Linked DNA regions of Homo sapiens: all the other regions are linked to region 1. The links are chromatin contacts, found by Hi-C or POLR2A ChIA-PET in ENCODE. All regions are on one chromosome and are shown on one strand. The core of a region is the stretch at or near the end of the contact, and the rest is flanking DNA. Distances in the headings are between cores, read along the strand shown. Region 1 overlaps ATP7A (ATPase copper transporting alpha). Region 2 holds the start of PGK1 (phosphoglycerate kinase 1). Region 3 holds the start of TAF9B (TATA-box binding protein associated factor 9b).

What was found. Hi-C counts contacts between places; a loop is a spot of excess contacts on that map. ChIA-PET counts read pairs that join two places held with the same protein, here RNA polymerase II (POLR2A). Pooled maps may share reads with other maps.
Region 2: a loop to region 1 is called in a map of PC-9, with 5 times the contacts of the local background. The contact joins the promoter of PGK1 here to the enhancer-like site in region 1. A Hi-C loop is called at or near these places in 8 of 168 maps with a recorded cell type or tissue (CD8-positive, alpha-beta T cell, Calu3, GM12878 and 5 more), 24 of 37 single-sample maps with no recorded cell type and 17 of 50 pooled maps. POLR2A ChIA-PET finds 5 or more read pairs at or near these places in 1 of 52 experiments (BJ).
Region 3: a loop to region 1 is called in a pooled map, with 2.1 times the contacts of the local background. The contact joins the promoter of TAF9B here to the enhancer-like site in region 1. A Hi-C loop is called at or near these places in 1 of 50 pooled maps.

What each region holds. Positions count from the first base shown.
Region 1 is chrX:78,023,132-78,025,831 of GRCh38, forward strand. The region is part of intron 14 of ATP7A (ATPase copper transporting alpha); the gene reads left to right. Among named protein-coding and RNA genes, the nearest start is that of PGAM4, 55 kb to the left of the region's middle. Within about 2 kb of position 1,385, at least 3 of the 41 ENCODE cell types and tissues checked have a DNase peak (open chromatin) inside an H3K27ac peak, as active enhancers do.
Region 2 is chrX:78,102,918-78,105,617 of GRCh38, forward strand. It overlaps PGK1 (phosphoglycerate kinase 1), which reads left to right and starts at 1,331. Exons shown (of 11, transcript NM_000291.4): 1 at 1,331-1,488. The coding sequence starts at 1,424. RefSeq lists a silencer at 1,218-1,277.
Region 3 is chrX:78,138,252-78,140,951 of GRCh38, forward strand. TAF9B (TATA-box binding protein associated factor 9b) reads right to left here and starts at 1,399. Exons shown (of 7, transcript NM_015975.5): 1 at 1,310-1,399; 2 at 592-673. The coding sequence starts at 1,360. RefSeq lists an enhancer at 1,088-1,397.

The DNA.
Region 1 (2,700 bases), core at 135-2,634:
TGGCTGCATAGTATTCCATGGTGTATATGTACTACATTTCCTTTATCCAGTCCACCATTGATGGGCACCTGGGTGACTCCATGTCTTTGCTATTGTGAAGAGTGCTGTGATAAACACACACATGCAGTTGTCTTTTGATAAAACAATTTAAAATAAATATAAGAAAATCCTTTGGGTAGATATCCAGTAGTGGGATTGCTGGGTTAAATGGTAGTTATATTTTAAGTTCTTGGAGAAATCTCCAGACTGTTTTCCGTAGAGGTTGAACTGATTTACATTCCCACCAACAGTATATAAGTGTTCCCTTTTCTCTGCATCGTTGCCAACATCTGTTATTTTTTGATTTTTTTAATTATAGCCATTCTGACTGGTGTGAAGGGGTATTTCATTGTGGTTTTAAGTTGCATTTCCCTGATGATTAGTGATGTTGAGTATTTTTTCATGTGTTTTTTTTTATCACTTGTATGTCTTCTTTTGAGAGGTGTCTATTTATGCCCTTTGCCCACTTTTAAATAGGGTTGTTTTATCCTTGTTGATTTAAGTTTCATATAGAGTCTAGATATTAGTCCTTTGTTGGATGCATACTTTGCAAATATTTTCTCCCATTCTGTAGGTTCTGTGTTTATTCTGTTGATTGTTTCTTTTGTTGTGCAGAAGCTCTTTCGTTTAATTAAATCTCCTTTATTAATTTTTGGTTTTGTTGCAATTGTTTTTGAGGTCTTAGTCATAAATTCTTTCCCTAGGATAATGTCTAGAAGAGTTTTTCCCAGGTTTTCTTGGGGTTTTTATAGTTTGAGGTTTTACATCTAAGTCTTCAATCTATCCTGAGTTAATTTTTTTATATGGTGAGAGATATGAGTCCAGTTTCATTCTTCTGCATATGGCTAGCTAGTTTTCCCAGCACCATATATTGAATAGGGTGTCCTTTCCCCATTGTTTGTTTTTGTCAACTTTGTTGAAGACCAGTTGGTTGTAGGTGTGGGCTTTATTTCTGGGTTCTCTATTTTGTTCAGTTGATCTACGTGTCTATTTTTGTATCAATACCACGCTGTTTTGATTACTATAGTCTTTTAGTATAATTTGAAGTCGGGTAATGTGATGCCTCTAGTTTTATTCTTTTTGCTTAGGATTGCTTCGGCTATTTAGGTTCTTTTTCCATATGAAATTTAGGATTGCTTTTTAAATTCTGTGACAGAGAACATTAGTAGTTTTATAGGAATTGTGTTGAATCTATAGATTGCTTTGGACAGTATGGTAGATAGGATTAGGGTTAGACATGGAGAGAAGATCATCTCCTGCCACACCCTTCCCCCACACCTACAGTGCTGCGGATGCAGCAGTGCTATTTCCCACCAGGGGCCAGCTAGCGCACACTTGGACAAAGCATATTTCATGCTTTTCATGGTGGCTCCACCCCTACTGCAAGTGAGTCACGTGCCGCTTGGGTTTTTTCCAAGGGCGAGGCTCAACTCCCTCTCCCGACAGAGTGGCACTGTCCCAGCAAGGAGGGACAGACAAATCACTGAGTTGCCTGCTTTGGTCTGGGGGAAAAGACTAACCCAAACCCATTTTAGTGGTAGCTATCAGAGGGGCATACTCATGGGAACCAAAGGACAAAGTCCTTATGAAATGAAGGTCAGGAGCCCTATAACAAGGGCACAAAAGAGAAGCTGATCATGTTCTTGCTGGCACAGGATCAGGAGTGCGAGTGCACCCTAATATAATCTCTTCCCACCACCCCTGCATCAGGGCAGGTGCTTCTACCTGGCACCAACCTACCTGCTGTCTCTTACTCTTGAGTGCCATCTACTGGTGTGTATCCTGAACTGCATCATAAAATTTAAAATCTGCTAACAGAAGGGCTTAGTTCTAGCCCTTAAGATAAGTCCACAGGGACCTCTGCACCCTAAACCCTATAGGAGATTGTTAGCTCTAATGGCTAATACCTCACTACAAAAAGCAGCATCTGAGAAAGCTATGGCATAGAAGCTATCCACAACCAAGTAATCTGTACAGCACCTTGGACCCCTGAAAGCACCAAAAACAAAGCTAAATGATCACACACAACATGCACCACAGTAAAGCACCCAAGGGAAAAAAAAGAAGGAAAGAAAACGTCCCTTGGAAATGATAGCAAATTCAAAAACAGGAAGCAAAAGTTCCCTTGGATGGGAAAGAATCAGTGCAAGAACTCTAGCAGTACAAAAAGTGTTTTCACACCGCCAAACGATTGTAATAGCTCTCTAGCAACGGATCCTAAGCAGACAGATAAGTAATTTAAAATATGGATTGCAAGGAAACCTCAATGAGATCCAAATGAAAGTTGGAATCCAATGTAAAGAAACCAGAAAAACGATTCAGGATATGCAAGACGAGGTAGCCATATTAAGAAAAAAAACAAATGGAACTGCTGGAACTGAAAAATTCAGTAAAGAAATTTCAAATCCAGAGAACTCCTGCAAGACACTATACAAGATGACCATCCTCAGGGCACACAGGCATTAGAATATCCAAAGTCAATGCAAAAGAAAAATATCTTAAAGGCAGCTACAGAAAAGGGCCAAATTACCTACAGAGCAAAACCCATCAGGCTAACAGCAGACTTCTCAGTGGAAATGTTACAAGCTGGAAGTGATTGAGAGCCTATTTTTAGTTTCCCTAAAGAAAAAAAAAACTGGCAACCAGGAATTTCATATCCTG
Region 2 (2,700 bases), core at 81-2,580, 80 kb after region 1:
GCTCCACGATCCCACCCAGGAAGAACTCGCAAGAACTCACTTCGACCCCGTGATTTAATCTTCATCCCGACCAACTAGCACTCCCCACTTTCCGAACCCATACCTGCCAAATTATCCTTAAAAACTCTGATTCCAGAATGCTCAGGGAGACTGATTTGAGTGATAATGAAACTCTGGTCTCCCGCACAGCGCTCAGCGTGAATTATTCTTTCGCCATTGCAATTCCCGTCTTCATAAATCAGCTCTGTCTAGGCAGCGGACAAGGTGAACCCATTGGGCGGTTACACTTTCGTTTTCAATACATCTCTGCTTTTATTGCTTCATTCTTTCTTTGCTTTGTGCATTTCGTCCAGTTCTTAGTTCAAGACGCTAAGAACTTGGACACCCTCCACGGGTAACAGGACTACAGGTGCCCGCCACCACGTCTAGCTAATTTTTTGTATTTTTAGTAGAGATGGGGTTTTGCTATGTTGCTCAGGCTGGTCTCGAACCACTGGGCTCAAGCAATCTGCCGGCCTTGGCCTCCCAAAGTGCCGGGATTAAAGGCGTGAGCCACCGCGCCTGGCCCACTAAACTTCTCTGTGCATCAGTTATTTCATTTGCCTAATGAGGATAACAGTAGTCACTACTGCGTTTTGTGAGCGTTGGTTAATATATGAAAAATGCCACGTGTTTGCCATTAGCATCAATCATGCCATAACCAGAAAAATTACATTGCATTTTTTATTTTAAAAAAGGTGGGGGCCAGAGTGGACCTGGGCCTCTTCCAACTTCTGAGAGGTCTCTATTACTAAGTAAGCCTTAAGAAGCAGAATTCCATGAAGGGAGCTAGGAAACCAGGATTTTCCAAAAGGAGGTGGCATTTGCATTGATCCTGGTAGGGCAGCCTCGAATTCCACGGGGTTGGGGTTGCGCCTTTTCCAAGGCAGCCCTGGGTTTGCGCAGGGACGCGGCTGCTCTGGGCGTGGTTCCGGGAAACGCAGCGGCGCCGACCCTGGGTCTCGCACATTCTTCACGTCCGTTCGCAGCGTCACCCGGATCTTCGCCGCTACCCTTGTGGGCCCCCCGGCGACGCTTCCTGCTCCGCCCCTAAGTCGGGAAGGTTCCTTGCGGTTCGCGGCGTGCCGGACGTGACAAACGGAAGCCGCACGTCTCACTAGTACCCTCGCAGACGGACAGCGCCAGGGAGCAATGGCAGCGCGCCGACCGCGATGGGCTGTGGCCAATAGCGGCTGCTCAGCAGGGCGCGCCGAGAGCAGCGGCCGGGAAGGGGCGGTGCGGGAGGCGGGGTGTGGGGCGGTAGTGTGGGCCCTGTTCCTGCCCGCGCGGTGTTCCGCATTCTGCAAGCCTCCGGAGCGCACGTCGGCAGTCGGCTCCCTCGTTGACCGAATCACCGACCTCTCTCCCCAGCTGTATTTCCAAAATGTCGCTTTCTAACAAGCTGACGCTGGACAAGCTGGACGTTAAAGGGAAGCGGGTCGTTATGAGGTAATTCTGCACGTTTGCCCGCGTGCTCTCTGTGCTCTGTCGCAAACCTCTTTGGCCGGAGCCGACTTGTTCTCTCGTCTGCTCTAAGTTCTTTTAGCTTTTGGCTGGGCCCCAGGGGTCCTAGGCTTGGAGGGCGAGGCTGCTCACGGGTTTGGTGGTTTCTAGCCGCATTTTCCCCAGCCCAGAAAGCACCCGAAGTCACCCTTCGGGGATGGATCCCACTGAGGAAGGGCTGAGATTGCCGCTGGGACCCATTTTGTCCTTTTTCCTATTGGTGAAATGCAGTTCCGTTGCCTCCAGCTCCCAGTCGGCGAGATGGGACTTAATGCTTATCCTGCAAATCTCTAGGCTTCAAGGAAGGGACCTTGAAAGGTCATTTTACTTTCCCTTCCCCCACGCTCCTAGACCGTCGCAGCCAAATGAGAAACGGCCCACATCTCACAGGTTCCTGCACAAAAGGATATTTTTCCAAGAGGATGTTGATTTAACTTCAGGAGTAGACCCCCCCGCCCCCCGCCACTAAAGAATTGGGGTGGGAGGGTAGGGCGGGGCGAACTGGAGGAGGCCCTGCAGAGCTTACGTAACAGGCGTCTGCTGCCCTGCAGCGCGGTATCGTTGGACTCTTGGGCACAGGATTTGCATCAGGATTGTGACATACTAGGTAATGGTAGAGCAGGGTGTGGCTGCTCATACTTGCTGGCCTCCAATCTCATCCCCACGTGTGGCTAGAAAAGTAGAATTTTAAAATTGGGGGAAGTTTCCTCGTGCACTTTGGGTCTCTTACTCTGCGCATGTGGATCTCTAGTCACTTGCCAACACGGTTTCTCTCTTATCTGCCAGAATTGTTGGTAGAGTGGGCAGCTTTTACATTTATCCTTTTTGTCACGTGTGATATATTTGTGCATACCAGGAGCAAGGTGCAGGAGGATGAGTCGGTATGTAACTGATGGACTTGACTGTTCATATACCTTAACAGGATCCAAGAGTGGTGTTTTTGAGGGGTCATAAAGGTTTCTGTTGATAGCATTTTGCAACCTTGACCTTTTTGGGAAGTGGTTGATTGATGGGTAGGTATTTATTTGGCTGGTGTAATCTAGCCCCTTTTCCAATTTGGGCTGGTTCAAATGAGGGCTTGTGTTGGATATTAACAGACACGTAAGTCAGTAGGAGATCTCCCTTTACTCTAACTTTAAACATATGAGGACACGTTTG
Region 3 (2,700 bases), core at 149-2,648, 120 kb after region 1:
TCCTGGCCTCCCCGCGACAGCCTCCCGAAGTGCTGAGATTACAGGTGTAAGCTACTGTGCTCAGCCTAAATGCTGATTTTAATAAGTAATTGTCCTGTCTATATGATCAGTTTTAAACAGATATCACAGTGTGAATACTACTGTCCCCTAGCTTGAGCTCCTTTCGTTCTTTAGGCTGAATTCTATGATACTGTTAACATAATTTGGTTGAAAATGTTCTTACAAGGCTGGGTGCGGTGGCTCACGCCTGTAATCCCAACACTTTGGGAGGCCGAGATGGGGGGATCACTTGAGTCAGTAGTTCGAGGCCAGCCTGGGCAATATGGCGAAACTCCCTTTCTACTAATAATACAACACTTAGCCGGGCGTGGTGGCAAGTGCCTGTAGTCCCAGCTCGGGAGGCTGAGGCACAAGAATCGCTTGAACCCAGGAGGCGGAGGCCGCAGTGAGCCAAGATCGCGCCACTGCCTTCTAGCCTGGGCAACAGCGAGTCCCTGTCTCAAAAAAGAAAATAAAAGAAAATGTTCTTACAATAAAAATATCTTTTCAAGTTCACAAGTTAGGCAAGTTTTTGGTGTTTCATTAACTTACGGAAAGCAAATTCCAACATTTGATTTATAACCCTTGGTTCATACTCTGTGATTCCCATATCCTTCAGGATCTGTGCCATCACCTGTGGATTCAAATAAAAACACCAGATGCAGAATTTGGTACTGGAAATCAAGGCTGCACTGAAGGGTAGTATTTATATTTATGATACAAGGTTCCCCTTCTTTGGGCTCCAAAGTCCTACTCACCCTTGCCCTCCCAAGTGAGTCAGTGATCACACGAAATCGCATAGTACGCTTTTGCAGAAAACTTTTATTTTTATTTTTTGGCGGGGTTGGGGGCGGGGTGTGGGGCAAAGAGAAGACAGAATTTGGCTTCTCCAGCAGAGGTAAGTAGCTCCAGCTGGTTGTCATTTTTGGCTGTGGCGGCGGGTTAAGGTAGCATCAGAACCCTGGACGCGGAGTCAGGGCTGGCAGATAGCTAGAGACGAGGGGGAGGCAGGGGCCCGAAGCCCAGGACACAAAGCTGGGCAGCCGTTCCGCAAGCTCCACTGGACCGCGACCCTCTGGCAAGACTTGGCCCAAGCGGCGAGATAGGGGCCCGGGGGCCAGGGCGCATCCCCATCACCCTCTCCTCCTGACGGCCCTGACTAGACTGAAACGAGCGTGCGAGCCGACCCTCAGGCCCTCAGCGTGGCCCCGCCTCGCAGGTCCCTGGCTGCACCTGGCTTCGCGATCCGCGGCTTATCCTTCGCACTTACCAAGGCATCTCTCGGAGCGTTCTTGGGAGGCGCCATCTTGCCCGACTCCATGTTATCCAGCCACTCGTCATCCGCGGAGACAGAGGAGAGAGGAGAGCTCGCGGGCTCCTCGCTCAGGCTCCACCCCTGCGGGGAGCGGGAGGAGGGAAACGGAAGGCGGGGTTACGTGCCAGCCGCCGGGGGCGGGAGTTTCAGCAAGCCGCTGGCCAGGGGAAGAGACGCGCTGGGGTGCCCGAGTTCAGTATTGGAAGAGGCAGGTAATCCTTCCCCATGGAGCCTGCTGGGGCCTGAAAGAAGTAGAGGGGCCGAGAAGCTCGACTTCCCAGAGTTGTTTCCCGGCAAAGGGCACCAAGTGGGCCAACCTCACCTTTGCGGGGGTCCCTCCTCACACCTCCACGGCTACCACCTTTGCCCCTTTCGGCCTCCCGGAATTCCAGACCCAGTCGGTGTTAGGGCTGCTTGGTCCAACACAGTTGGACCCGTTACGTTTGAATGTCACATCAACAAGGAATACATTTTTAGTATAAGTATATCCCAGATTTGCACAGGCCATACTTATGCTACGAAATAATTGTTCTGATATTCATATTTAACCGGGTGTCCTGGATTTTTATTAGCTAAATCTGACAATCCTACCCAATAGCTTGCTCTCCCCACAGCAAGACTTTGGTCAGCCCTTGTCACACTCAAAGCCCTACCGTGGCTGCCCATTTCACACTGATGAAAAACTAAAGCCTTCACTCGGCCCGTTAGAGACCCTCTAGCCTCTCTTGGCCCTGGAGCAGCTTCCTGTCTCCCCGCTGAGGCCAACACAGGACCCTTCCTTGCCTCCCAGTTACACCCTTCCCAGCCCCTCACCCACAGAACAGCCCGAATGACTTTTCGTGAGAACCTACCATCCAGCCCCAGTGACTTTCAAAAAATGTGCATCAGTTAACTATCTCTGGCTTAAAATGTCGCAGATAACTCATTCTTACCCTCCACATCCACCAACGCCCTAGGATTCTCCCTCAGGAACAGGAACCGTGACTCACCCAGGCCAGAAACGGAGCAGGCAGCCATGTTGGCGCTTTCCCTCACAATCCACACTCAACCTAGCAACAAGTCTTGTCCGGGTGACCTCCCAAAGTTCTATCCATGTCTCCACATCTCCATCCAGTGCTACTATGCTAACGAGTCCAAGCCAACATCCTTACCAAGATTACAGAAATATGCTCCCCAAATAGTGTCCCCCCACATTCCTTACACAGCTAGACGGACCTTTCAGTCATAAATCCAATCATTATTTTCCTTAAAACCCTCCAGTGGCTCTCCTCACAAACACTTACACAAATACATACTAATTTCCCAGGCTTAGCGGGTCCTTCAGTTTTGTGGCGCAGCTCACCTCA